Regions from separate parts of the Homo sapiens genome. Here region 1 is linked to region 2. A link is an interaction called in ENCODE POLR2A ChIA-PET data of the cell type or tissue named here. Cell type or tissue: HepG2. All regions are shown on one strand. Links, peaks and the distances in the headings refer to the core of each region. The heading gives the core; the rest is flanking DNA. Region 1 has its middle 23 kb from the start of TUBG2. Region 2 overlaps DNAJC7 (DnaJ heat shock protein family (Hsp40) member C7).

Region 1 (8,331 bases), core at 47-8,046, 630 kb before region 2:
AAAAAAAAAAGTATGGTGGTTTCCAGCCCAGGAAGGTGGTCCCCTCCCATACCCCACCCAACCAGAAGGTATTTGCAAACCCACAGAGGCCTTTGGTTTTATCACAATGCTGTGGGTGGGTGATACTGGCATTTGGTACCTAGAGATTAGAGAGGCTAAACACTCTGCGATGCACAGGAGAGCTCCACACGCTGATGAATTGTCCTACGCAAAATGCCAGTCATGCATCTCATACATTTTATGGATAAGCAGACTGAGGGTCACAGAGCTGAGGTACGTGCCTACTTTTGGGAGCTTCTGTAGCATTGAAATTATATTAAGATTTTTTTGTTTAAGAGATAGGGTCACTGCAGTGAGATGAGATCATCCCACCACACTGCAGCCTGGGCAACAGAGCAAGACCTTGTCTTGGGCATGGTGGCTAACACCTCTAATCCCAGCACTTTGGGAGGCCTAAGTGGGAGGATCGCTTGAGGCCAGGAGGCCGAGGCTGCAGTCTTTGCACCACTGCACACCAGCCTGGGTGACAAAACAAGACTCTGTTTCAAAGAGAGAGAGACAGAGAGAGAGGGTCTCGCTCTGTTGCCCAGGCTGGCCTCCAATTCTTGGACTCACACAATCTTCCTGCCTCAGTCTTCCAAGTAGCTGGGACTACAAATGCGTGCTACTATGCATGGCTTAAGATTTTGTGTCTACATCAGAGGTCCCTGTGGCAGACAGTGTCAAGCAGCAAGTCTCACCCTTTCACCCTAGTTGCCGCCCAGTGATTGGTCTGTGTTTGCCACAGTTCAGGCCAACGAGATGTAAGCAGAAGTCATGGAGCAGGGCTCCTGGGTAAACTTTCTCAAAAGGGCAAGTGAAGCTGGATGCTCCTTCCCCATTGGCTCTGCTCCTTCCTACCTACCTTCCTTCCTCCCTCCCTCCCTCCCTCCCTTCCTTCCTTCTTCCTCTCTCTCTCTCTCGTTCCCTCCCTCCCTCCTTCCTTTTTTTTTTTTCTTTTTTAACAGGGTCTCACTCCATCACCCAGGCTGGAGTGCAGTGGCATGATCTCGGCTCATTGCAGCCTCAACCTCCCGGGCTCAGGTGATCCTCCCACCTCAGCCTCCCAAGTAGCTGGGACTACAGGTGCATGCCTCCCAGCTAATTTTTGTGTTTTTTTCTGTAGAGACCAGGTTTCACCACATTGCCCAGGCTGGTCTCAAACTCCTGGGCTCAAGTAATTATCCTGCCTCCATCTCCCAAACTGCTGGGATTCCAGGTGTGAGCCACCATGCCCAGTCTCTGCTCCCTTCTTTCTGCTAGGAACTTGGTTCCACAGCCATCTTGTGCCTATGAACGCAAAAGCCACGTTAGTGATGGTGGAGCAGAAAGAAAGAAAGACCACGTGTTCTTGCTGACTTTCTAAGAAGCACCCCAGACCTGGACTGCCCACCTCTGGATTTAACAAATGAGAAAAACAAACTATTATTTGTTTAAGCTACTGTTAATTGGTTGTTCTGTTGAATGCATTTCTACCTGATAGAGTCATAGGGCCAGTTAGTAACCCGGGTTTTGACTCTCACAATCTAATATGCTTTCCTTGGCAGCAGTGGATCTCCAAGTGTGGTCCCCGGACAGGCAACATCAGTATCATGGAGAAACTTGTTAGAAATGCAGAATATCATATGCCACCCCAGACCTTCTAAGTCAGAAACCCTGGGGGTGGGCCCAACGATCTGGTTTAACAAGCCCTCCCAGTGATTCTCATGCACCGAAAGTGTGAGAACCACCGTTCTGTAGCCATGCTCTTCACTGTGTGGTTCTGGACAACCTGGGAGCTTGCTTAAAATATACCATTTCAGCCGGGTGCAGTGACTCACACCTGTAATCCCAGCACTTTGGGAGGCTGAGGTGAGCGGATCGCTTGAGCCCAGGAGTTTGAGACCAGCCTGGGCAATATGGGGAGACCCCCATCTCTACCAAAAAAAAAAAAAATCAGCCAGGTGTGTTGGTGCACGTCTGTAGTCCCAGCTACTCAGAGGCTGAGGTGGAAGGACCCCTTAAACCTAGGAGGCTGAGACTGCAGTAAGCCATGATGGCGTCACTGCATTCTAGCCTGGGGGACAGAGCCAGACCCTGTCTCAAAAAAAGGAAAAGCAAGGCCAGGTGCAGTGGCTCAAGCCTGTAATCCCAGCACTTTGGGAGGCCAAGTCTGATCGCTTGAGACCAGGAGTTCAAGACCAGCCTGGGCAACATGGAGAAACCCTACAAAAAATATAAAAATATAAAAAATGCAAAAATTAGCTGGATATGGTGGCACACACCTGTGGTCCCAGCTACTGGGGAGGCTGAGGTGGGAGGATAACTTGAGCCCGGGAGGCGGAGATTGCGGTGAGCCAAGGTCGAGCCACTGTACCCCAGCCTGGGTGACAGAGATCCTGTCTCTATTTTTACAAAAAGGAAAAGAAAAACATACCGTCTCACGCCCCACTACATGCAGACCTACTGAATCTAAATCTACATTTTTAGGAGGTTCCTGGGTTGTTTGTACACATATTCAAGTTTAAGAAGCACTGCTCTACAATATGCTTAATTGAGTCTTTTTCTTTCTTTTATTGAAGAGCATTGAAAAGATACATAACTGATCAGATTGAAGTTACATGTTCAGGATTCAGCTATGCCTCCCAGGTTCAAGCGATTCTCCTGCCTCAGCCTCCCAAGTAGCTGGGATTACAGGTGCGCACCACCATACCCAGCTAATTTTTGTATTTTAGTAGAGATGAAGTTTCACCATGTTGGCCAAGCTGGTCTCAAACTCCTGACCTCAGGTGATCCGCCAACCTCGGCCTCCCAAAGTGCTGGGACTACAGCCATGAACTACCACACCCGGCCCACAGTTGCTTTTAAATGGAAAACTTATTCCAAACATAAATTTGAGGCCGGGCAAGGTGGCTCACACCTGTAATCCTGGCACTTTAGGAGGCCGAGGTGGGAAGATTACTTGTTCGAGTAGTTTGAGACCAGCCTGGCCAACATGGTGAAATCCTGTCTCTATTAAAAATACAAAAATTAGCTGGTGATAGTGGTGCACACCTCTAATCCTAGGGAGGCTGAGGCATGAGAATTATGTGATCCTGGGAGGCAGAGGTTGCAGTGGGCCAAGATTGCACCACTGCACTCCAGCCTGGATGACAGAGTGAGACTCTGTCTAAAAAAAAAAAAAAAGGAAAGAAAGACAGAAAAGTGCCAGCCTGGGCAACATAGCAAGACCCCATCCAACTTTTTTTTTTTTTTTTGAGACGGAGTCTTGCTCTGTCGCCCAGGCTGGAGTGCAGTGGCACGATCTTGGCTCACTGCAAGCTCCACCTCCCGGGTTCACGCCATTCTCCTGCCTCAGCCTCCCGAGTAGCTGGGACTACAGGCGCCCGCCACCGCGCCCAGCTAATTTTTGTATTTTTAGTAGAGACGGGGTTTCACCGTGTTAGCCAGGATGGTCTCGATCTCCTGACCTCGTGATCCGCCCGCCTCAGCCTCCCAAAGTGCTGGGATTACAGGTGTGAGCCACCTCGCCCAGCCCTAACTTTTTTGAAGTATTTAACTTACAGAAATGTAGCTATTAGAAGAATAGGGGTATTTCTGTCATTTTTTTTTTTTAAGATGGAGTCTTGCTCTGTCACCAGGCTGGAGTGCAGTGGCACGATCTCAGCTCACTGCAACCTCCGCCTCCTGGGTTAAAGCGTTTCTCCTACCTCAGCCTCCCAAGTAGCTGGGACTACAGGCACCCGCCACCATGCCCAGCTAATTTTTGTATTTTTAGTAGAGATGGGGTTCCACCATGTTGGCCAGGATGTTCTTGATTTCCTGACCTTGTGATCTCCCTGCCTCAGCCTCCCAAAGTTCTGGGATTACAGGCGTGACCCACTGCGCCCGGCCATTTCTGTCATTTTCATTACCTTTTGTGCAACATGGAGGTTCTGTCTGTTTGTCTTGTTGCTACAGTGCATCATGATGATTTATTAGAGGTACAGTGACACATGCTAGACCTAAGCAGGACCTGGAGCTCATTTCTTAAGTAGGCTTCCCGGGCTTTCTTGCAGAGGGTTCACATAGAAAATGAAGAAGTTATCCAACACCCCAAGAAAAGGGAAGGGAAGAAGCAGCTTGCTGCAGGATGGGCTGCCTGCAGGCTCCAGCCAGAGCGGAAGGGTCCCGATCCAGCACACCTATGGCCCATTATAAGCACACAAGTCTAGTTTAACTCACCGTATCGTGAATGAGGAAACTCAGATCCTTCTCTTTTTCAAAAATGTATTTGAATCATTTACAAATAATAGTATTAGTATTATGTGCATGGTCTGTATTTTCCTTTTATTAGGAAAATTACACATATTTTTTTTCCTTCTTAAACATGATTTCTATTTAACCAATTATATATTTATGTTGGGCCTTTTGTCAGAGATCCTTTCTAAGATCCTGCTGTTGGGCTGGCGCAGTGGCTCACGCCTATAATCCCAGCATTTTGGGAGGCTGAGGTGGTCAGATCACTTGAGTCCAGGAGTTCGAAACTAGCCTGGGCAATGGTGAAATCCCGCTTCTATATAAAGAACAAAAATTAGCCGGGCATGGTGTCATGTGCCTGTAGTCTTAGCTACTCGGGAGGCTGAAGTGGGTGGATTGCTTGGACTCAGGAGGCATAGGTTGCAGTGAGCTAAGCTCTTGCCGCTGCACTCCCGCCTGGGTGACAGAGCGAGACCCTGTCTCAAAAAAGAAAAGAAAAGAAAAGATCCTGCTATTCCAACCATTTGTGCTTCTATGCTTTCACAAATACCTTTTTTTTTCTTCTTTTGAGATGGAGTTTTGCTCTTGTCACCCAGGCTGGAGTGCAATGGCGTGATCTCGGCTCATTGCAGCCTCCACCTCCTGGGTTCCAGCAATTCTCCTGCCCCAGCCTCCTGAGTAACTGAGATTACAGGCGCCTACAACCATGCCCGGCTAATTTTTGTTTTTTTAGTAGAGATGGGCGTTTCACCATGTTGGCCAGGCTGGTCTCCAACTCCTGACCTCAAGTGATCCACCCGCCTCAGCCTCCCAAAGTGCTGGGATTACAGGCTTGAGACACCGTGCCTGACCAAAACTTAAAATATTTTTTTAAAATGTAATAGAGTCGGGGTCTTGATATGTTGCCCAGGCTGGTCTTGAACGCCTAGCCTCAAGCGATCCTCCCATGTTGGCCTCCCAAAGTGCTGGGATTACAGGCATGAGCCACTGTCCCCAGCCTGAAATATTTTCTAATATGGTAAAATATATTTCTTACATAAAGTTTTAATATGTTATTATATTTTGTAAATTGATTTTTTTAAGTATCTGGGATTAAGTTATTATTCCTTTATTCCTACATCTTCCATTATTTATTTTATTATTATTATTTTTTGAGATGGAGTCTTGCTCTTGTCGCCCAGGCTGGAGTGCAATGGTGCAATCTCAGCTCACTACAACCTCCTCCTCCCAGGTTCAAGCGATTCTCCTGCCTCAGCCTCCAGAGTAGGTGGGATTACAGGCACCTGCCACCACACCCAGATAATTTTTGTATTTTTAGTAGAGACAGGGTTTTGCCATGTTGGCCAGGCTGGTCTTGAACTCCTGACCTTAGGTGATCCGCCCATCTTGGCCTCCCAAAGTGCTGGGATTACAGGCGTGAGCCACTACGCCTGGCCTGCTTCCATTATTTTTATATGTATGTTGAGAATTTTAGTCCATTTTGATTTAATTGATATTTATTACTTATTTATTTATTTTTGTAGAAACAGAGTCTCTCTGTTGCCCAGACTGGAGTGTAGTGGCATGATCATAGCTCACTGCAACCTTGAACTCCTGGGGCTGAAGCAATTCTCTTGCCTCAGCCTCCTAGTAGTAGGTAGGACTACAGGTTAGTAACACAGTGCTAGGCAAATTTTTAAATTAAAAACTATTTAGGATATTGTTATTAAGCATTAACATTTGACATGATTTTAGTTTCCTACTATCATTTGGTTTGTTAAATCAACACTGTAGGCCGGGTGCGGTGGCTCACGCCTGTAATCCCAGCACTTTGGGAGGCTGAGGCAGGCGGATCATGAGGTCAGGGGATCGAGACCATCCTGGCTAACACCGTGAAACCCCGTCTCTACTAAAAATACAAAAAATTAGCCGGGCGTGGTGGTGGGTGCCTGTAGTCCCAGCGACTCGGGAGGCTGAGGCAGGAGAATGGCTTGAGCCGGGGAGGCAGAGTTTGCAGTGAGCCGAGATGGCGCCACTGCACTCCAGCCTGGGCGACAGAGAGAGACTGCCTCAAAAAAAAAAAAAAATCAACACTGTAAAGTTCTCAGAATAGTAATTTCACACTCTAATTGAAGACAGGAGGCTGGGCACAGTGGCACATGTGTATAATCCCAGGATTTGGGATTATATGCGTATAATCCCTTGGACTCCCAAGGCCAAGATGGCAGGATCCCTTGGGACCAGGAGTTTGAAACCAGCCTGGGCAACATAGGAAGACCCTGTCTCTACCAAAAAAAAAAAAAAAAAAAAAAAAGCCCAAAAAAACACACGCATGGTGGCCCCTGCCTATAGTTCCAAATATTTCCAGGAGTTCGAGGCCGCAGTGGGCTATGATTATGCCACTGCACCCTAGCCTGGGTGACAGAGTGAGGCCCGATCTCTAAAAAGAAATGGGAAAAAAAAGAGAGAGAAGATATAGCTTTTTAAGGATATTTTAAGTCCTTAACACTTTGCACTAATGAAAAGTGTTTCGTTTGCTAGTTTTGGAGCTCTTGTTTTCTGAGCCCTGGCTGGCCTGCCCCTCTGGCTTCCTTTTTTTCTTTTTGAAGACGGGGTCTCACTCTGTCGCCCAGACTGGAGTGCAGTGGCACGATCTCGGCTCACTGCAACCTCGGCTTCCCAGATTCAAGTGATTCTCCTGCCTCAGCCTCCCTAGTAGCTGGGATTACAGGTGCCTGCCACCACGCCCGGCTGATTTTTGTTTTTTTAGTAGAGACAGGGTTTCACCAAGTTGGCCAGGCTGGTCTCGAACACCTGGCCTCAAGTGATCCACCCACCTCAGCCTCCCAAAGTGCTGGGATTATAGGCGTGGGCAACCACGCCCGGCCCCCTCTGGCTTCTTACCTCTCCCGACTTCGGTGATTGTCCCTAGGGCCCAGCAGGTCTCAGACAGTCGCTGGCTGTCTGGGCCAGTCCGTGACTATTCTGAGAACTCTTCCCTTGCTTGCTTCAAGCCCAACTGTAAGTTAGCGATAGAAACAAGTCTGCCAGTGAGTTTTCTAGATAGACCAAGACCAAACAGGTTGAAGCAGTGCTCGCTGGTTGAATCACTCTGTGCTCAAATAAGGAGCTGATAAACCAAGGAAACAAACTTGTGTGCACTTCCCTGCTTCCCTCTGCCATAGTTCCTCCCTATCTCAGGAGTGATATATGGCTGTTAATCACATGTTGAAGCATAGTCATTCCTAAACTGTTCTCATGTGTTTGAATCAAAGTAATTTTAATCTTATCTTTCCTAATCTGAATTGACCTCTGTGTAGCACTGTTTCTCCTTCATGGCCTATCTAGAAGCTATTGAGGATACAGAAAAAGAAAATGTATACTCTGGTGCCTTTGTTAATGTAGAGATGTCTTTCTATTTTTATTTTTGAAAGGAAGAAATAAAACTATTATTTACAGAAGACATAATTGTACATAGAAAATCCTAAGGCATGTACCAAAAAAAAAAAAAAGCTAATATGGGAGTTTAGAACTAATAAGGGAGTTTAGAAAGGTTATGGGATATATAGTCCATATAAATAAGTCAGTTGCATTTTTTTTTTTTTAGACAGAGTCTTGCTCTGTCACCCAGGCTGGAGTGCAGTGGCGCGATCTCTGCTCACTGCAACCTCTGTCTCCCAGGTTCAAGGGATTCTCCTGTCTCAGCCTCCCAAGTAGCTGGGACTACAGGCGCCTGCCACCACGCCCAGCTAATTTTTTGTGTTTTTAGTAGAGACGGGGTTTCACAGTGTGAGCCAGGATGGTCTTGATCTCCTGACTCATGATCCGCCTGCCTCGGCCTCCCAAAGTGCTGAGATTATAGGCGTGAGCCACCATGCCTGGCCATCAGTTACATTTTTTAATTAAAAATTGTTTATTTTTTAAAAAAACTTATAAAGTACATATAACATAAAATTTACTATTTAACCTTTTTAACTTTTTTTTTTTTTTTGAGACACGATCTCTCTCTCTGCTGACCAGGCTGAAGTGCAGTAGTAGCATGATCATAGGAACCTTGATTTCTTGGGCTCAGGTGATCCTCCCACCTCAGCCTCC
Region 2 (8,331 bases), core at 223-8,222:
CAGCCTGGTTTTGTTTTTTTTAAAGGCAGGGTCTCACTCTGTCACCCAGGCTGCAGGAACATGGTTTGCTGCAGCCTCGACCTCCTGGGCTCAGGAGGTCTTCTGCCTCAGCCTCCTGGGATTATAGGCGTGAGCCTATAATTTCCCAAAAATTAAATAAATAAATAAATAAATAAAGCTCTTTTCTCAAAAAAAAAAAAATTGGCCAGGCGTGGTGGCGTGTGCCTGTAATCCCAGCTACTCAGGAGGCTGAGGTGGGAGAATTGCTTGAACCCAGGACGTGGGGGTTGCAATGAGCCGAGATTGCGCCACTGCACTCCAGCCTAGGTAACAGAGGTGACAGAGGTCAGGAGATTGAGACCATCCTGGCTAACACGATGATATCCCGTCTCTATTAAAAATACAAAAAAATCAGCCAGGCGTGGTTGTGGGCACCTGTAGTCCCAGCTACTTGGGAGGCTGAGGCAGGAGAATGGCATGAACCTGGGAGGCAGAGCTTGCAGTGAGCTGAGATCACGCCACTGCACTCTAGCCTGGGTGACAGTCAGACTGTGTCTCAAAAAATAAAAAAAATTAAATAAATAAATAAATAAAGCTCTTTTCTCAAAAAAAAATTGGCCAGGCATGGTGGCGTGTGCCTGTAATCCCAGCTACTAGGGAGGCTGAGGTGGGAGAATTGCTTGAACCCAGGAGGTGGGGATTGCAGTGAGCCAAGATTGCGCCACTGCACTCCAGCCTGGGTGACAGAGCCAGACTTCGTCTCAAAAAAAAAGAAAAAACAAAATCAAACCACAGTGCGGTGTGCTTTTTGTCATATAAAATTTGGATCCACATTTCCTAGGTTACAAGTGTTGCAGAATAATGAAACCATGCTAGTCTGTTTTTCATGCAGTGAGGTGGAATAAATTTTAAAATGATGAAGAATCTCATCCCTGTTTTAATAATCTGCAAATACGTGATATGTCAAGCAATTCCAGAGAGAACCCAGCCATGTTAATGACATTTTAAAAACTACCACACAATTAATTCTGCATTAGTGTAGGCTGACTAAAGTTTCTGATTGATGCTTTAATTGCTAAAAGTTAGACTAGTTGACCCAACGCAGAGATCTTAAGTGTTCAACTTGGAAGTATTTAGAGAGAAAATGGAAATTTTTATAGGGCATCTAATTTGGGGCATGTTGCAATGTCAACTATGATGTTTTAATGTGTTTTTAATTTAGTTGAGCTGTAAATGTGCAAAGTTGGCTAGCAACCATAAGCCCAAGTTGTCTGATTTAATCACATGATGCTGAGCCCTGCTAAGACCTGTGTGATACCAAATGATTCCCTTAGCAGTGTTTGTTGGAGTAATTAGTGTCAGCAATGAATGAATGCTGAATTGAGAGAGATAATGTAACTACATGTCTAAAGGATATACAGATTTTAACGAACATTTATTGTAGAAGAGCAAGTTTTCAAAGCTGCAGTTTTCTTACTGGTGGGTGGTTTTGTTTTTTTGAGACAGTCTTGCTCTGTCATTCAGGCTAGAGTGCAGTGGTACAATCACAGCTCGTTACAGCCTCAACCTCCCAGGCTCAAGTGATCCTCCCATCTTAGCCTCCCAAGTAGTTGGGACTACAGACTTGCACCACCATGCCCAGCTAATTTTTAAATTTTTGTAGAGACAGAGTCTCCCTGTGTTTTCCAGGCTGTTCTCAAACTAACTCCTGCACTCAAGCAGTCTTCTTGTCTCTGTCTCCTAAAGTGCTGGGATTACAGGCGTGAGACATTGCGCCCAGCAAGGTTATTTCTGAAAAACAAAGAAATACATTTTAAAATAGCAAAGGAGACCATGAATGGGATGTCTTCTCTGAAGGCCAGGGCTTCCAGTGTGCTGATCCTGTTGTGAGAGATCCTCCATGCATCCAGAGAGGACAGATTTTTTTGGAAAACCTTTCAGTAGCTGTTTTCATGCAACTTTATTACTGTCAGTTAAAATGAAAAGACTGGATTGGTGGAGGTGGAGTCATTCCCAGCATCTCTTGGTGAATCAGAGCTGTGAAGCTATTCTGCTTAGAAGTTGACCCAAGGATTTGGTGGGAGAACTGGATAAATTAGTTTTAATCTAAAAGCCTTGACACTAACAGGATGTGGGGGAAAACATAAACTTCTAGGACTTAGGAGACCTGTGCAGCCATCTTGGTTGCCTCACTAGCTCTTCCTCTGTTGGAGGATAGGTGAAATTATTGCCATAACCACCTCAGAAGGCCATTTGAAAATCTTGGCCAGGCGTGGTGGCTGACGCCTTTAATCCTACTAGCACTTTGAGAGGTCTAGGCAGGCGGATCATTTGCAGTCAGGAGTTTGAGACCAGTCTGGCCAACATGATGAAACCCCGTCTCTACTAAAAATACAAAAAATAGCTGGGCATGGTGGCACATGCCTGTAATCCCAGCTACTCGGGAGGCTAAGGCGAGAGAACACTTGAACCCAGGAGGCAGAGGCTGCAGTGAACCGAGTTCATGCCACTGCCCTCCAGCCTGGGCAAAAGAGTTAGACTCCATCTAAAAAAAAAAAAAAAAAAAAAAAATTGAAAATCTTCATTGGAAATGCTTCGAAAATCTGAAATAACACTAGAAATATATTGTAGTTGTTAATAGTACCATCAGGTCAGTTATGGCCAAGTCTATATTTTGCTGTGGTATTATATTTAAGAGTTTAATCTGAATTTAATTTTGTAGCCACAGAAAATAATCTGTAGTTTAATTTAGTGCATTGGGAATCCTTTTTTTTTTTAATTGGTCTAGGTGAAGCCAATTAATCCTAAGTCTTCTTTTCTCAGTACTGGTGTGTTTCAGTAGGTGCATGTTACAACCTCACTTGGCTATCAGATGAATTGACCCTGGCAGTGAGTGAGTGACAGATGCCACCACCAGATTGCCTTCAATTCCAGTGTTAACCAGCTCTTCTCCTTTTTTTCCAGTCCCACGCCTTTGACATCTCATCCTTCAGTCCCTTTGCTGTAAAGGCAACTTGAACAAGCTTCAGCCCTTTCTCAGACTTCCAGGGCAGGACTTGAATGGATTTGACACTGGAATTGTTCCTGATGCAGCCTTGTTCAGTTCTTGCTGCTGCCATGCTGGATTCCAAAGATCCACTCTTTCCTCGACTGGTCTCGCAGGGTCAGGCCCACTGGTTAAAGCTTGTTGTGTATTTGGTGGGGAGGTTCAAAATGAAGGAGGGACTCCAGTCCACTTTGGGCATTGGACCTGAAGGCAAAAAATAAGCGTTCAGTCTAAAAGCACTAAGTGCCCATTGTTTAGGCAGCTGTTAATCAGCCACGTTTCTATGAAAATAAGTCCTTTTCATGAGGCAGTTGTGTGGGAATAGCTAATTCTGGCCTGATGCTGTGCAGTGTGAGGTTAAAAACATGGCAACTTGTCACAACACAATTCTTCTTGTTCTTTTTGCTGTGGGCTGACTCTACATTACTTGCTTTGTTTGCTCTAGAATGGAATCTACTCACCATTTACTAAAATGAAATGCATTTCTTTGGGGAGGCAAAGTCCAGTTCACTAGGTCTTGCATCTTAAAGAGAAAGGAGCCCTGCTTCCTCTATGACTAATTGTTAGGAATGTCATTTAGCTTATTTAAATACCGATTTTGGTTCTGGGGTTGAATATTACATGTGGGGTGTACTGTGTGTCTTAGTTTAAACAAATTTATATGTATTGTCCATGTCTTACATATATTGTCCATGTCTTACTCCTCGTAGTACAGACTAATTTTCAAAATAGTTAGCAGTAAGCGGAGGCAAGCATTAGAGAGAAAGCTTGGCATAGTAGAAAGTGCACAAGCTTTGTATTCTGACAAACATGGGTAACATCCTGACCTCAGGCAAGTTATTTAACCCCCAGGCCTTATTTCCTCTTTTGAAAAATGGGAATAATGAAGTTCACCGGACTGTGTTTTATAGAGGATACTGTATGGAAAGTACCTGGCCTCAGTAGTTATTAGTAACTGTCCACCAAAATCATCCTTTGCATTTTTTCTAGAAGCCAGTCCTGAACTCCCCGACCTCCATAGGGGTAGTGTCTTAGGAAGGAGGAGACTAGGGGCACCTTTCAGCAGCCCTGTACATTATTTCACTTTCGACTAACAAGCTTTATACTGCTGACACAGTGTCTCCCCAGGTACCTAGATGTCTTCGTTTTCCTCAAAGATTTGTATATTCTTAGCCACTAGCCAACTGAAGAAGAGGCTAGATCTTCTCTGATGGAGTTTGGGCCTAATGTCTTACTTTGGAATTTGCTACTCCATTTCTTCACAGCAGTTTGACTAATCGAAATCCAGTTTTGGGGAAGTCCTTTGTTCAAATCCCTTGGCATGTCTGCTCTTAAAGGATAGGCTCCTGAGAGTTTTTATAAGCACTTTGCTTAATTTAGAGTTACAGGATGGTGAATACCATGTAGCAAGATTTCAGTTGGTTCTTTAAATCTTGCAATTGGGGGATCTTTCTTGAAGATTTTTCATAGCAGAAGGCCTCTTTTCAGCATTGTGATAGTTGGTATAGACAGTTACTCAAGCAGATTTATATCCATCACATTTCACAGCTGTCAGCATTTATAGGTCATTCCCATTTGCCTTCTCCTTCTAGCAGCCTTTTCATATTAGTAGGGCTTGCCAGGACAGTGATGGAGAAGAATGGAGAGGGAGGATCACCTCAATAAAAGGAGGGCGACTTTACCAGTTTGTAGTTTAAAATACTTAAGTAAATCACAAATCTCCCTAATGCAGATATCCGTAGACTCAAGCTGTAAATTGCTGTACCATCACCAAGGTTTAAGAACTAGGACTTTTGCCTCAACTTCAGGCAACCCCGAACTAGGTTCTTTTTTGCATGTGAACAACAGGAAAAGAAAGATGTTTCTCATAACAAAAATGATCAGGTACTTAGTTAATGTTGCAGTAATCATTTCAGTAAAGAATTATCTTTATCACTTGAGCAGTGGAATGATTTTGAGTATCTTGATAGAGGTTACTAGTTCTTTTAAAACACTGTTGGTCATGTCTGATTTGATTCTAGGTACTTGCTCGGGAATCTAATTCCCAATTATATAACATTGTTCCTTTAGGACAAAGTTTAGGAAAGTATACTTTGTCTAATGGCACAGTTTCAAAAAATAGATCTTAGAGGTAGGGAAAAAATACTGCTATCACCCAGTTGCTGAATATATAAGGTACTGGAGGGAGTACAAAGAGGGCAGCAAGTACCTACATTGTTGTGATGGGAAGAGGGAACACCAGTGGATGGGTGCTCCTTATAGTATGGCACTGGCATCCTGTACCTCATATGTCCCTGTCATCCACGGTCTTAGTCTCTGCTGTCACTCAGCTCTGTTCCTGTCTTAAACACCAACATGCTATGCTTTTAACTCTTTTGCCACCTGCCTTTGCTCTGCTTGTTCTTCCAGTGACAAATGCATGAGCCACTTTTCAGGAGGTGAAATTATTAAAACTCTTGAGGATGTGACCTATTTCACATTGAGAAATAAGTTGCCCTGAATGGAGTAACCATTTTTCCTGTAAGTTTGCAAAAGAGGCAGCAGTTGTGACACTGTGGAAGGAGATAGAAAAATTCCTTGCCATGAGGGAATGTCTAAATTTGTCCTGCGGGGAGGATGACTACAGGCAGAAATAGTGAGGTGAGGCAGGAACATAAGAGGGGTTTTCTTGATTTAGTTTGAATGTATCTAAGTGACAAAAAGGAGCATCTGAAGAACTTGGATTCTTTCATTAGCACCTCCTTTTGGTCCATTGGCCTATTCAACAAATCTATAAATCCTTCAAGTATCACACTAACTTTCAGCTCAGTGTGCTGCGGGCTCTAGACCAAAGATTCCTCCTGTAAGATTACAGAGGTTATTCCCTTTGTAAAGTAACATGATTCTCTTTCTCTTTCATTTTCAGGGAAGCAGAGACTTTCAAGGAACAAGGAAATGCATACTATGCCAAGAAAGATTACAATGAAGCTTATAATTATTATACAAAAGCCATAGGTGAGAAAGAACTGATACTTACGCTAGAAAACATTTACTTGCCAAATATTATTAAAAGTAGCTGCCAAGTCCTGGTGGCTCACGCCTGTAATCCCAGCACTTTGGGAGGCCAAAGCAGGAGGATCACTTTAGATCAGGGGTTTCAGACCACTCTGGCCAACATGACGAAACCCCGTCTCTACTGAAAATACAAAAATTAGCTGGGCCTGGTGGCGGGCACCTGTAATCCCAGCTACTTGGGAGGCTGAGGCAGGAGAATTGCCTGAACTCGGGAGGTAGAGGTTGCAATGAGCCAAGATTGTGCCACTGCACTCCAACCTGGGCAACAAAGCAAGACTTCATCTCAAAAAGATAAAAAAAATAGGCCAGGCTCAGTGGCTCATGCCTGTAATCCCAGCACTTTGGGAGGCCAAAGCAGGCGGATCACTTTAGATCAGGGGTTTCAGACCACTCTGGCCAACATGACGAAACCCTGTCTCTACTAAAAATACAAAAATTAGCTGGGCCTGGTGGCGGGCACCTGTAATCCCAGCTACTTGGGAGGCTGAGGCAGGAGAATTGCCTGAACTCGGGAGGTAGAAGTTGCAGTGAGCCAAGATTGTGCCACTGCACTCCAACCTGGGCAACAAAGCAAGACTTCATCTCAAAAAGATAAAAAAAATAGGCCAGGCTCAGTGGCTCACGCCTATAATCCCAGCACTTTGGAAGGCCAAGGCAGGCAGATCACCTAAAGTCAGGAGTTTGAGACCGGCCTGGCTAACATGGTGAAACCCTGTCTCTACAAAATACAAAAATTTGCTGGGTGTGGTGGTGCGTGCCTGTAATCCCAGCTACTAGGGAGGCTGAGGCAGGAGAATCGCTTGAACCCAGGAGGTGGAGGTTGCAGTGAGCTGAGATCCTGCCGTTGCACTCCAGCCTGGGGGACGACCAAAGAACTCCATCTCAAAAATTAAATTAAAAAAAATTGAGAAAAGTAGCTTCTCTCTGAGAAGTAGCCTTTTGCCCAATGGGTTGATAACTGTTACTGTATGAACTCCTTCAGGCTTAATGATCTCATGAAGGCCAGGCGTGGTGACTCATGCCTGTAATCCCAGCATTTTGGGAGGCCGAGGCGGGCGGATCACCTGAGGTCAGGAGTTCTTCTCCCCTAATTTGCTTACCCCAACTCAACATGCACATTTCATTTCAGCCTGGCCTGTTAACATGGTGAAACCCTGTCTCTAAAGATACAAAAATTAGCCAGGTGTGGTGGGCGCTTGTAATCCCAGCTACTCGGGAGGCTGAGGCAGGAGAATTGCTTGAACCTGGGAGGCAGAGGTTGTAGTGAGCCAAGATCACGTCGCTGCACTCCAGCCTGGGCAACAAGCGCGAATCTCCGTCTCAAAAAAAAAAACAAACTCATGAATGATAACTTTTTTCTTTTTCTTTTCTTTTTTTTTAACTCTTTAAATTTTTTAAAATAGAGACAGGGTCTTACCATGTTGCCCCGGCTGGTCTCAAACTCCTGGGCTCAAGCGATCCTCCTACCTTGGCCTCCCAAAGTGCTAGAATTACAGGGATGTGCCACCATCCCCAGCTGTGATAACTTCTTCTAACTGGGGTGGGTAGTTTTTCTTTTGATAAATTAAAGGCAATTCCAGAAATACTGAATGTTATGGCAAAACCCACCTAAATACATTTCAGTCATTGTCAATTCATTTACTACCTTAGAAAATGGCCTTTGTACATAAAAGAAGTCTTAGTTATCTCCATGCTTAATTTGCCAGCATACTTTAATCCCGTGTCAGCATTCTTCTCACCTAATTTGCTTACCCCAGCTCAACATGCACATTTCATTTTAATGTCTCATTATACAAAACAGTTCATTAAGATTAATAAGCTGCCTCTCTCCTCAAAAGATAATCACTACACTTCAAAGCCGTACCTTGTTTTGTTTTAAAACTGATTGTATCCTTGCTGCTGTCCATTTGCACAAGCAGTCAGAAATTTGGATGCAGCCTATTTATTTATTGTTGAGACAGTGTCACTGTCACCCAGGCTGGAGTGTAGTGGCACAATCTTGGCTTATTGCAACCTTCACCTCCTAGTTTCAAGCGATTTTCATGCCTTAGCCACCTGAGTAGCTGGGATTGCAGGTGTGTGCCACCATGCTTGGCTAATTTATTTGTATTTTAGCAGAGACAGCGTTTTGCCATGTTGGCCAGGCTGGTCTCAAAACTCCTGGCCCCAAGTGATCTGCCCACCTCGGCCTCCCAAAGTGCTGAGATTATAGGTGTGAGCCACTGTGCTGG

Evidence for each region. Peaks named below come from ENCODE experiments on the same cell type or tissue, not always from the same donor. Only the 100,000 strongest peaks of a DNase experiment are listed, where the experiment ranks them.
Region 1: POLR2A ChIA-PET joins it to region 2 with 5 read pairs; 3 of 35 experiments call an interaction of 5 or more read pairs at or near these places.

Annotation. Positions count from the first base shown.
Region 1 is chr17:42,632,167-42,640,497 of GRCh38, reverse strand. No RefSeq gene overlaps it. Among named protein-coding and RNA genes, the nearest start is that of TUBG2, 23 kb to the left of the region's middle. In HepG2, for the core only: no CTCF peak of the experiment used is centred there; no DNase peak of the experiment used is centred there; H3K27me3 peaks cover 974 bases.
Region 2 is chr17:41,998,191-42,006,521 of GRCh38, reverse strand. It overlaps DNAJC7 (DnaJ heat shock protein family (Hsp40) member C7), which reads left to right. Exons shown (of 14, transcript NM_003315.4): 2 at 5,952-6,040. Among named protein-coding and RNA genes, the nearest start is that of DNAJC7, 15 kb to the left of the region's middle. In HepG2, for the core only: no CTCF peak of the experiment used is centred there; a DNase peak (open chromatin) is centred at 3,521.